Regions from separate parts of the Homo sapiens genome. Here region 2 is linked to region 1. Evidence: read pairs that join two places in POLR2A ChIA-PET (ENCODE). Cell type or tissue: PC-9. All regions are shown on one strand. Each heading gives the region's core, and the rest is flanking DNA. Links, peaks and the distances in the headings are about the cores only.

Evidence for each region. Peaks named below come from ENCODE experiments on the same cell type or tissue, not always from the same donor. Only the 100,000 strongest peaks of a DNase experiment are listed, where the experiment ranks them.
Region 2: POLR2A ChIA-PET joins it to region 1 with 13 read pairs; 6 of 35 experiments call an interaction of 5 or more read pairs at or near these places.

Annotation. Positions count from the first base shown.
Region 1 is chr6:42,289,813-42,295,193 of GRCh38, forward strand. All of the region lies in intron 4 of TRERF1 (transcriptional regulating factor 1), which reads right to left. Among named protein-coding and RNA genes, the nearest start is that of MRPS10, 75 kb to the left of the region's middle. In PC-9, for the core only: no CTCF peak of the experiment used is centred there; DNase peaks (open chromatin) are centred at 2,409 and 5,119; H3K27ac peaks cover 3,681 bases.
Region 2 is chr6:42,237,726-42,243,106 of GRCh38, forward strand. All of the region lies in intron 15 of TRERF1 (transcriptional regulating factor 1), which reads right to left. Among named protein-coding and RNA genes, the nearest start is that of MRPS10, 23 kb to the left of the region's middle. RefSeq lists an enhancer at 4,145-4,727. In PC-9, for the core only: no CTCF peak of the experiment used is centred there; a DNase peak (open chromatin) is centred at 2,176; H3K27ac peaks cover 2,143 bases.

The DNA.
Region 1 (5,381 bases), core at 253-5,252:
GGGCAACTTAGGTTTGCCATGGTCCAGGCCAGATAGCTTGGATGAGGGTGACGGAGGGGTGTTTTGGGGTGAACCTGACAGGATTAATGATAGAAGGGACTTATGGGGGTACAGGAGGAGGAGTCAGATGTGACCTAGATGTCAGGTTCACATCTATGAAGCGTGGAGCACTGGGAGAGCTGTTTCACATGGAGACCTCAACAGGAGCTGTCACCGTGGCAGCTGGACCGAGGTTCCAAGGCCCAGAGAGGTTTGTGAGGCCCCTGAGAACAGGCAGTCACTGAAGGCAAGAACATGAAGAAGGGCGGCCAGCACGCCGGTGAACATGGGCCCAGCGCTCAGGGGTCATGTCTTCCTCACACCAGTCAGCACACCGCTTCAAACTGTTTCTTTTGTCTCCTCCATCAAACTAGGACTGCTTCTAAGGAGTGCCTCATGGTCAGCAGAATACCTGGCACCCACTGGGTGCTAAGAACATGACAGAGGAAGGCAGGGAGGGAGGGAGGACGTCGCGACTTTTGCTTCCACAGTAAACTCAGAGCCAATCACCTCAATTCACAACAGAAGCCGATTTCTTCCTCTTGCCCTAGTCAGCTGCCCCTCGCCTGTGGCCAGCCCTCCCCAGCAACTGCTTTTGAGAAGTTGCTCTAAATCACTCTAAATCATCCAAGTGTGTGAGCACACACATGCATTTGCACACAAATCTCCTTCTGATCAACCCTGGGAACATGATTTGTGGTGATGGTGTATTGACAACACACTCATCAACTGTCAGCTCAACATGTCTAAATATTATGTCCCATCACCCAGAACATCATTTTTTTTAATTAAAAAAAAGTTAAGTGGCAATCTCACAGCAAGGAGAGAAGAAGGAAAAAAAAAGCCACAGGTTAGAGAAAATTAATTTATCCTTTTTTCCATTTCTTTCCTTTTTTTTTTTTTTTTTTTTTTTGAACAGAAGAGTAAAAAGCTCATAATTGCATCTCTTTAACAGCCCTGGGATGGGGAAATCAGTGCTGGGATGTGGGGTGGCCTGCTCCAGTGACCACATGGTGTGTTTGCTTGACATCAGTGGAGCTCCCGGCTTGGAGACCAGTCTCCCTGGGCCACAGTCACGAACCCTCTGGCCCGGTGTAAAGTCGCTGAGAAGGACACCAAAGAATTCGTGAAAGGGTGTGCATGTCCTCATGGCCAATAATAACATTCTAGAAAATATTTCATAATAACATTCTTGAAAATATTGCAAAAAGAATGGACATATACTATTTTGTTCTGTGAGGTCACAACAAACCTATGAGGTCAGAACTGTCTTCTCTGTTTGAAAGGAGGAAATTAACATGCAGGGGATGAACTTCCCAAGGTTGCATGATTGGTGATGAAGGGCTAAGCCCCCAACCCTCTGATACTCTGCGGTGCCTCTTGTCCTCCCATTGCAGATCTGTTCAGCATGAAGCTACTTCCTCCTTGCAGGATCCTTCCAGCTTTTATCACTGGTTTTTGAAGGGCCAAGGAGAGAAAGTCTATGCCGTAGTACAGGCACGTCCCATGAATCTGGCTGTCAGCTCCTAGCAAACTTCAACGCTCTAGTGTTTAGCCATGAACTTGGAAGTGTGAAAAAGAAGCTGATGCACTTTACACTAAAAAAAAAAAAAAAAGGTTCTAGGCTTAAAAGCTCCAGTTATCTGGACAAGTTTTTTGTTTTGTTTTGTTTCGTTTTTGTTGTTTGTTTGTTTGTTTTTGAGATGGAGTTTCGCTCTGTCACCCAGGCTGGAGTGCAGTGGCACAATCTCGGCTCACTGCAAGCTCTGCCTCCTGGGTTCACGCCATTCTCCTGCCTCAGCCTCCCAAGTAGCTGGGACTACAGGCGCCTGCCACCACGCCCGGCTGTTTTTTTTTTTTGTGTGTGTATTTTTTAGTAGAGACGGGGTTTCACCATGTTAGCCAGGATGGTCTCGATCTCCTGACCTCATGATCCACCCGCCTCGGCCTCCCAAAGTGCTGGGATTACAGGCATAAGACACTGCGCCCGGCCCTGTCTGGACAAGTTTTTACTCATCAGGAATATCTCATTGGAGAGAAACAAATGGATTAGATGACAAATATTTTCCTCATGGAAACACCAAGAGCACTGCTTCTGGAGTCAAAGATTGGGGTTCAAATCTCAACGTTCCACTGGCATAGTGAGTCCCTCCAGCAGGCCTATCTAACTTCGCTTTTGAGCCTCAATTTTGACATCTGTAAAACAGTAATAATAATACCTACTGTTCTGGGTTTCTGAGAAGATTAAACAAGAGAAGGTACAGGACACATGTGCTCCCAGGGAGGACTCGAGCAGTCTCATTGCCTGGGGTGGGGTTTCTGTTGTTTTGTTTTGACGTGGGTTACAGTTTAGACCAGGCTCAATGACTCAGGCATGATTGAGTTGGTTTGGTTATTTGTTTCCTGGACAACCTTCAGCCCTCCTTTTGTTTCAATCAGCAGAATGTTGCTCAGGGGCAGAAATTGCCAGGAGTGGACGCAGGAGGGAAGAGAGAAGGGCAGCCTGGGCCCTTTGGGATAGGGACCAATGACCTTGCTTACTCTAACATCCCCTGAAAGCACCTGTGTCCAGGGCACATTCATTTTATCCACAATGATGATCCAGAGACATCAAGGAAAGGCCATAGTTCGTTCAGTAGAATTGTTCACTGACAGCAGGAAACAGAATGCAAACATGCACATGACTGGCTCATCCTTGCAGGAAGTCCGAGAGAGAGAGGCCTACAAGTCTACACTGGTCAGTGCAATTCAAGGGGTGCAAAAGAGGGAATTGGTGTGGCCACGGGTCAGGCTGAGTTCTCTAATTTGGTGTTACTGGTAACGAAGGTGGTTTTCTACTTTCTGGGATATGGCTCTCAAGCAGTTCAAGACCCCCGAAGAGGAAATGAGACGCAATTATTTAGTGGCAATCTAAAGCTTAATTGTATCCAGTAGAATATCACTTTACCTGGTATCACCACCTAAAAAAGTTAGAAGGGGTGGGCCCTGTTAGCTGGAGTCATTTCAGTTCCTCTATGATACCAGATAAAGTGATATTCTACTTCGTTTTCTGTTTCAAGAGGGTACCCAGCTCTCCAATTCCAGAAAATTGGTAGTAACTCTGTCCGTATATACCATTTCCTTACTTTTAGTTACAGCCTTTCCTGCTTAAATGACATCCCCCTTTAAGGAACTGGGGACACACTGCCTGGAAGGGCTGTCCCAGGAAATCGGGTCTGGAGTGGCCTCTGTGGCCACATGTGCCACCTGATCTGATGGGCACATGGGCCTTCCCTGGTGGAAGCTCCTGACTCCCTCAGAGCTCATGCCAGCCTCACAGACGTGGAAAAAGAAAAAACGAGGCCAATCTAACCCTGACAGTTTGTGGGGGACACTCTCATACCCATTATTTCTCTGTGAGGCAGGCCCAGCAGGAGGTTTTATTTCCACCTTGAGATAAGCTATGGAAGCTCCGAGGGAGGAAGAGAGAGTTCCAAAGGATCACACATCCTGGTAGAAGCCAACTCAAGGGAGATGAGAACCAAAGGCGCCCGGTCCCAGGCCAAAGAGCCTCCAAAGACCACAAACCACTGCTACTAGAACGAGGCCAGAGCCTCCACATGGCTTGAGTGTTGTCCAAAAATACAAACAAGAAGACATCACTGAAGTGCAAAGAAACAAACTCCTATTTGTTTCTATTTCATCCATAAAAATGTCACAGCTTTCTCTGAATAGCTCTCATGTTGTCCTCCTTTTTCTCTCCACTCTTGGCCTCCTGGACCTGAACCAAGTCTCTCCCTCTCCTCTTAGTTCCGTGAACACAGATTATCTCCCTCTTCACGGGACAGTCACAGGAAATCTAAACATTTTCAGATGGGGTTCTTTTAAGCCCACTTCCCCTGTCCTCCACCCACCCCCCACCCTGTTGCTGTGTATTCAGGAAATGCAAACCCAATATAAAGATAACCCGGACCAAACAGAAAGAGAGATGTGCCCTGTGACCTGGTTGGGCAAATGACTTCCCCTCCTTGCACCTCAGACTCACCTTCTGCAGAATAAAGTTGGACCTGAGGAGCTCCAAGCCTCTGTTGGACGAATCCCCTGAGACCCTGCCTGGCCTGTCCCAGGACACTGAACAATCTTGGGCCAGGATATCAGGATATTGAGATACTAGGGTTTCCCACCAATGACACCTGATCCCTAAGGATCTGAGCCCTTTGGGGAAACAATGCTAGAAGTCAGGATGTCTGGATTGCAGTCTCAGTTCTGCCATCTTTTGGAAAAGAGAAGAGAGTGAGTAGGGGTAGGAATTAGGGGTAAGAAGTAGGGGTAGCTCTAGCTATAATGTAATTTTTTTTTTTTTTTTTTTGAGACGGAGTCTCGCTCTGTCTCCTGGGCTGGAGTGCAGTGGTGCAATCTCAGCTCACTGCAACCTCCGCTTCCTGGGTTCAAGCAATTCTGCCTCAGCTTCCTGAGTAGCTGGGATTACAGGCGTGCGCCACCACGCCCGGCTAATTTTTTTTTGTATTTTAGTAGAGACAGGGTTTCACCATATTGGCCAGGCTGGTCTCGAACTCCCGGTCTCATGATCCGCTCGCCTCAGCCTCCCAAAGTGCTAGGATTACAGGCATGAGCCACCGCGCCCGGCCTTAATGTTGCAATTAAAAAAAATAGAATAATGGCTATGACTGGTATAATAATATAATGAAATGTTTTTAGAAAGGTTCCACCAATGGTGAGAAGGAGCCAACGGCCAATCTCCAGGGCAGCACGTGAAGATTTGATGTAGAGCATATTTCCACCACTTTTATGTGGCTCTTTAAGCACAGGAGCTCTTGGCCTGGGGCACCTCCTGTCTCTATACCCGCAATAACCCTGGCACCCCAAACTCCTCAGATAATGTGTCCCCTGACTTCCTGGTCCTGAAAAGGGTCTCCGTCTGCATCTAGGACAATCCATTGTTGCAATGTACAGAGCTAGCTGACAAACAGAACCCAACCTGAGGTGTCATCTGATGAAGAATGTTTAATCTACCAGGTAAGCTCTCCATGGGCAAGGTCAGTTGGATGGCATTAGTAATCAACCTTGGCTCACGGCTCTGAGTAACCAGAATACAGAAGGGGCAGGAAGGATGAATCATGATCAGGACAGAGGCTGTTAATAGACTTTGAGGTTTGCTGGTGGGAACAAGGGGTGGGGTGGGGCTGGGCATTTAACTCCATGCAAACAGGCTTGGCCACTCGGCTGGGCTGGAAATGTCCAATCATCTTGGGAGACTGGGATAACAAAGAAGCCCCCTCCCTAACTCTAACAATGTCCCTGCTTAGTCCCCCTAGAAACCTTCACCCTTCTAAATATTTGAG
Region 2 (5,381 bases), core at 148-5,147, 52 kb before region 1:
GTGATACCCTAGGACCCAGAAAACATAAGCTTCCTCTCTACAGTTTGGATTTGGGGTGTGTGTGTGAGAGAGGGAGACAATGCCAGTATGTATGTGGCATTTAGTAGCCCCTCACTGTTTCAGTATTGTCCTTATTTAATATCACATACATGTATACTTGCGATGCAGTATGAACAGGGTGTATTTAAGAAATGGCTTCAGTTTCCATTGGTAAACAGGATTAATTAGTAATGATCACATTTGTTAGAAGACCTCAGTGAACACTGATGTAGGCCTAGTACATTTGACAAAGTGGTTTATGATCTAAGCAGCCAGCCTCTTACTAGTATAGAACATACAGGTTGATTTCACTTAGGTGGTCTTATTTCTGTAAGACTCCACCATCTTTCCACCCCAAAGAGTTTCAGGTAAAACCATGTTATGTCAAACTGGGACTTTGTGGTCTCAAACATTAAGTAGCCCATGGCCTACAGTTTGGCATTTAAAAATAATTACACACAACAGATGACAATGCCATTTGTTTCATGGTATTTGTTATAATGACAATTTTCTCACAATGCCATTGTTTGGCTTAAACATTCTTAGAAGAAATGTTCCATATAGCCACAAAATTATAAGTCACACTGTACCATGATTATGTATGTCTCAGGAATTTAGATAGGTGTTATTTCAACTGGCAATCTATAAATCACAAAATGATTTACCATCAAACCACATGGCTCACCAAAGTGACTAAGAGATACAAAAATACAAGAACAAAAATCTTAACATGTAGAACTTCGTAACAACAAGTTGGTCATTTTATGATATATTGTGAAACAAAACACTTACTATATTCCAAAATTAGAAGGTGGGCAAATATGGGGGTGGGGAGGAGGCCATACATTTAACATGGTGCTCAGACCCTCGAGTGTCCACAATAAGAGTTTCTTGAGGAGGATATTTTTATTTCCCAAGCATGCAAATGGAATTCATATTATGAGAAATTGGTAAGTCAGAATACAAATGCTCAACAACCCAAATCTGCTCAAAGACACAAATTTGTGTGTTAGTCACTAATAATAATGATGACGATGACAACATTGAATGCCTGCTGAGAATCATGCATTTCACACACACACACACACACACACACACACACACACAATTTCTAGTTCTCATAACACTGTAAAATTTTTTCATTTTTAAACAAATGAGGAAATTGACCCAATAAATAAGTTTCTCAAGGTCACACAGCTGGTAAAAAAGTTGAACTGAGATTCAAAACCTGGCCTATCTTATTCCAAAACCTCAACCTTCTTCACTCTTTGGTCTGGCTGCACATGTCCACAGGTGCATGTTTATCCATCTGTAAATGGCTTAGAGATCCTAAATCTCTCAATATTACTGGAACCAGCTGCTTTGAAATGCCAAAGGGAAGGAGGATGTTTCCCAAGGCCCCCATCAATGGACTGTGCTGTAGGTAACTGTGCTGACATCATGGTGAGTTCTACCTTTGCCCTTGGAGCCCTGATTGCTGTTTTCCACAGTCAGTTAACTGCCTCAGTTGGTTTCTTGAATTGTGCTAAATTTTGATCACAGCCAGCCCCATATATTTGTCCTGAGTCGGGGAGCATGAGCACAGGCAGGGGACAGGAAGGTGTGGCCAGCACCTTCTCCTCTCACCTCATTAACAGAACCCATCTTGGCTCCCTGCCTCTGCTTCCAGTCACACTGCCCCTGCTGAGTGAGCAGCTGTGCTCTGTTGACCTCCCGGCTACTTAGCTAAAGGGCAATCATTCCTTTCAAACCTCCTTCTTTTCCCCTCTCAAGTCCTCAATAATCCCTGAACCACCTGAGCATGTTCCTTCATGTTCCATCTGGAGGGAAATGGTCACCCGCCCTTACGTAAAACATTGAAGATACATGATCAGGAGAGCTATCCCAGGTGTCCCAGGCAGGCCCCGAGGACAAAGAGTAGGACCACATCTTAGGACTGTGCCTTGCACACCCTCCCCAGGCGCACCCTCCCCAGGATCCCCATGATCCCAATTTTTCATCTCCACTCGGCAAACTATGCTTAGAAGGCTGACTGTGCACACAGTGCCCACAAAGGAGCTGTGAGCTGCCATATTGGCCTTTAATCAAGATTTTCTTGTTTTTTTTTTGTGGGCCTGAGTCATCTCTGCACATAAGCCTTTTGCTCTCCCTAAGCTCACAAGTAATGAGGGTGTGGACACTCCTGGCCCAGCCTAACACTGGCTCCTGGTGAATAAACCCAAGAGGGTGTGGCCCCTTGGGCACCCTCTTACCCTCTCCTCCTTAATCTGAAGCTTCACGCCGGCCTGGGTCTCCCTACCCATCTTCGAAGCCCAGGCAGTCCGAGACGGTGCCTCTGCCTTGTGTGGAAACATCTTTGTTAGTGTCACTCCTCTGCTCAGCATCCCCTTGTTCATTCCATCTCCCTCCAGTGAATTCACAGAAGGAATGTTTATGAATCAGAGCAACTCCTATCTTCGAAAAATATTCACTCATTCATTTAACAAACATTTATTGAGTGACTGTATTATGCCAGGCACTGTGCACTGTCCTAGGCACTTGATAACACCCAAGCCTAAGATACACCAATTTACCTTAGAAGACCATATTCTCTGATTTTGCCCCTCTTCCAAAACACGGCACTGACAGAGCCCAGAACATTCCAGAATTGGAAGGGACTTTCTAAATCATTTAAATCATCTGGCCATTTTACAGACCAGCAAGCCTAGGAGCAAAGCCTAGGTCTTCAAGGCTAGGAATCTTTGTGCTTCCTTGTTTACTGTCTCTTCTACTCATTTGGAAAGCAATGCTCTGTGTGACCTGGGGCAAGCCCCTTCCTCTCTCTGGGTCTCAACTTTCTTCCTGTAAAATGGTGAAATTGGGTGAAAGAGTCCTTAACGCTGCATCTAAGACTTTCTGGATCTCATTGCATACTGCTTTTAAACACTCTTGGGGTTCATGGTGTATTTCCACTTACATGTGTTATATCTTCCCAACAAGGACATATGTTCTGTGTGGTCGGGGGAGAGGAGGGAAGGGCCATTTAACATCCCGGGTTACCCACAGCACTACATACACATTGCTGTTTACATTGTGGGAGTTCAACTGCTTTTAGTTGACTGAACTGGAGGAGAGCATACTGTTTTTTGTTTTTTGTTTTTTTTTCTGAGATGTAGTCTCACTCTGTTGCCCAGGCTGGAGTACGGTGGCGCAATCTCTGCTCACTGCAACCTCCACCTCCCGGGTTCAGGCAATTCTCCTGCCTCAGCCTCCTGAATAGTGGGGACTACAGGCGTGCACTACCACGTCCAGTTAATTTTTTAGTAGAGATGGGGTTTCACCATGTTGGCCAGGGTGGTCTCGATCTCCTGACCTCGTGATCCACCTACCTTGGCCTCCCAAAGTGCTGGGATTACAGGTGTGAGCCACAGTGCCTGGGTGATCACATGTTTTTTAAAACATTAGGCCACAAACGAGCAAAAGACTATTCTGATATCATACATCACTACTTAAATGAGTCAAACAAAAGCCCTGGTCACAAGAAATCCTGAATGTAGAATACTGCCATCTCTGATTGAAAAAAATAGCAATACCATTCTATTCTACAGATTTCTACTTTCTCTGTTATTTGGGCTCAAATATAAATGTATTTATGTATGTATATTTCATAGCTAGGATCAATTATTAGTTAGAAGCATAGGCTTTGAAGCATTAATGAGTCCAATTTTTTTTTTTCAGATGGAGTTTTGCTCTCGTTGCCCAAGCTGGAGTGCAATGGTGCAATCTCGGCTCACCGCAACTTCTGCCTCCTGGGTTCAAGCGATCCTCCTGCCTCAGCCTCCCGAGTAGCTGGGATTACAGGTGTGTGCTACCACGCCTGGCTAATTTTTTGTATTTTTATTAGAAATGGGTTTCACCATGTTAGCCAGGCTGGTCTCGAACTCCTGACCTTAGATGATCTGCCCACCTTGGCCTCCCAAACTGCTGGGATTACAGGTTTGAGCCACCGTGCCTGGCCAAGTCCAAATTTTTTATACTTCTTTAAGAAAATGTGTGGCCAGGTGCAGTGGCCTGAGATTACAGGGGTGAGCCTGTAATCCCAGCACTTTGGGAAGCCAAGGCAGGAGGACTGCTTAAGCTCAGGAGTCTGAGAACAGCCTGGGCAACAAAGTGAGACGTTGTCTCTACAAAAAATTAAAATATGAGTGGGGCGTTGTGGTGTGTGCCTGTAGTCCCAGCTACTCAGGTGGCTGAGGTGGGAGGATTGCTTGAGCCCAAGAAGTTGAGGCTGTAGTGAGCTATGATCATGCCGCTGCATTCTAGCCTGAGCGACAAAGTGAGACCCTGTCTCAAACAAACAAAAGAAAATTTGCATCTGACTGCTCTTAACTACACAAGGGAATCAGGCTTAACAACACGCTCAGCAGCTGTGTGACTATGGCCAATTTGCTTAAGCTCTGTGCTTCAGTTTCCTACTGCATAGAATTGGTATTAAATGAATTACATTGGATTAAATGAGTCAATATTTATAAAGTCCCTAACACAATGCCTGGCACATGAAAACTGCTGTTTCACTGTCTGTTAAAGAAAATAACACACATACATGTGCTAACCCTTACAACTGGGGCACAATTGGGAATGAAAATATAATTTCAAATATTTACATAATTCATGAATTCCCAATACTTTCACTGATGGTGACAAAAGCTAGAGTTTAGTAATGTCAGACATAATTTTTATATACACATATATGGTAGGTAATGTTTTCCACAGAGTGTGAAAAGGAGATTTCCCATGGCTATGGATGCAGGGTGGAGAGTTAATTGCAAGGATCACAAGTGATAGTAATCATCAAAGCCACACATACAGGGTTCAGAGACTAGTTAGGTCTTCTTGTGTCTTTGGTACGTACTTAATGTGCAGTTGACTGTGGACTGTCTGCTAATGAAGGAAATCAATACCAGGGATAATGGTGATGTAAGGATTAGAATCATCTACATGCAGCGAATTAGTTCCTTAATGATGGAGGGTTCCTGGCACTACCTAGAGGTCAAAGCTCCTCTTGCTCATGCTTTACAGACTGTGGCAAAATCCCAGGGACCCTTTCTGAGGCACATTATGGGCTCAGGTCAGTAGCATCTATGACATGGAAAGATCAAAAAAGAATATTCCAGGGGGTCAGGACACCACCCAATCATAAACCAACAAACCCAAGGCTGGGACCATCCTTGGTTTAATTCTTCTGGCTCCTAGCTGCCTTGAAGCGGGCACCAGCCCTCACCTCTGTTTCTGAACACTGAGCTACAGGCCAAACCTATGGACTTCTTTCCTTTAAACCTACTCAGGAGGGTAGGTCCTGAATC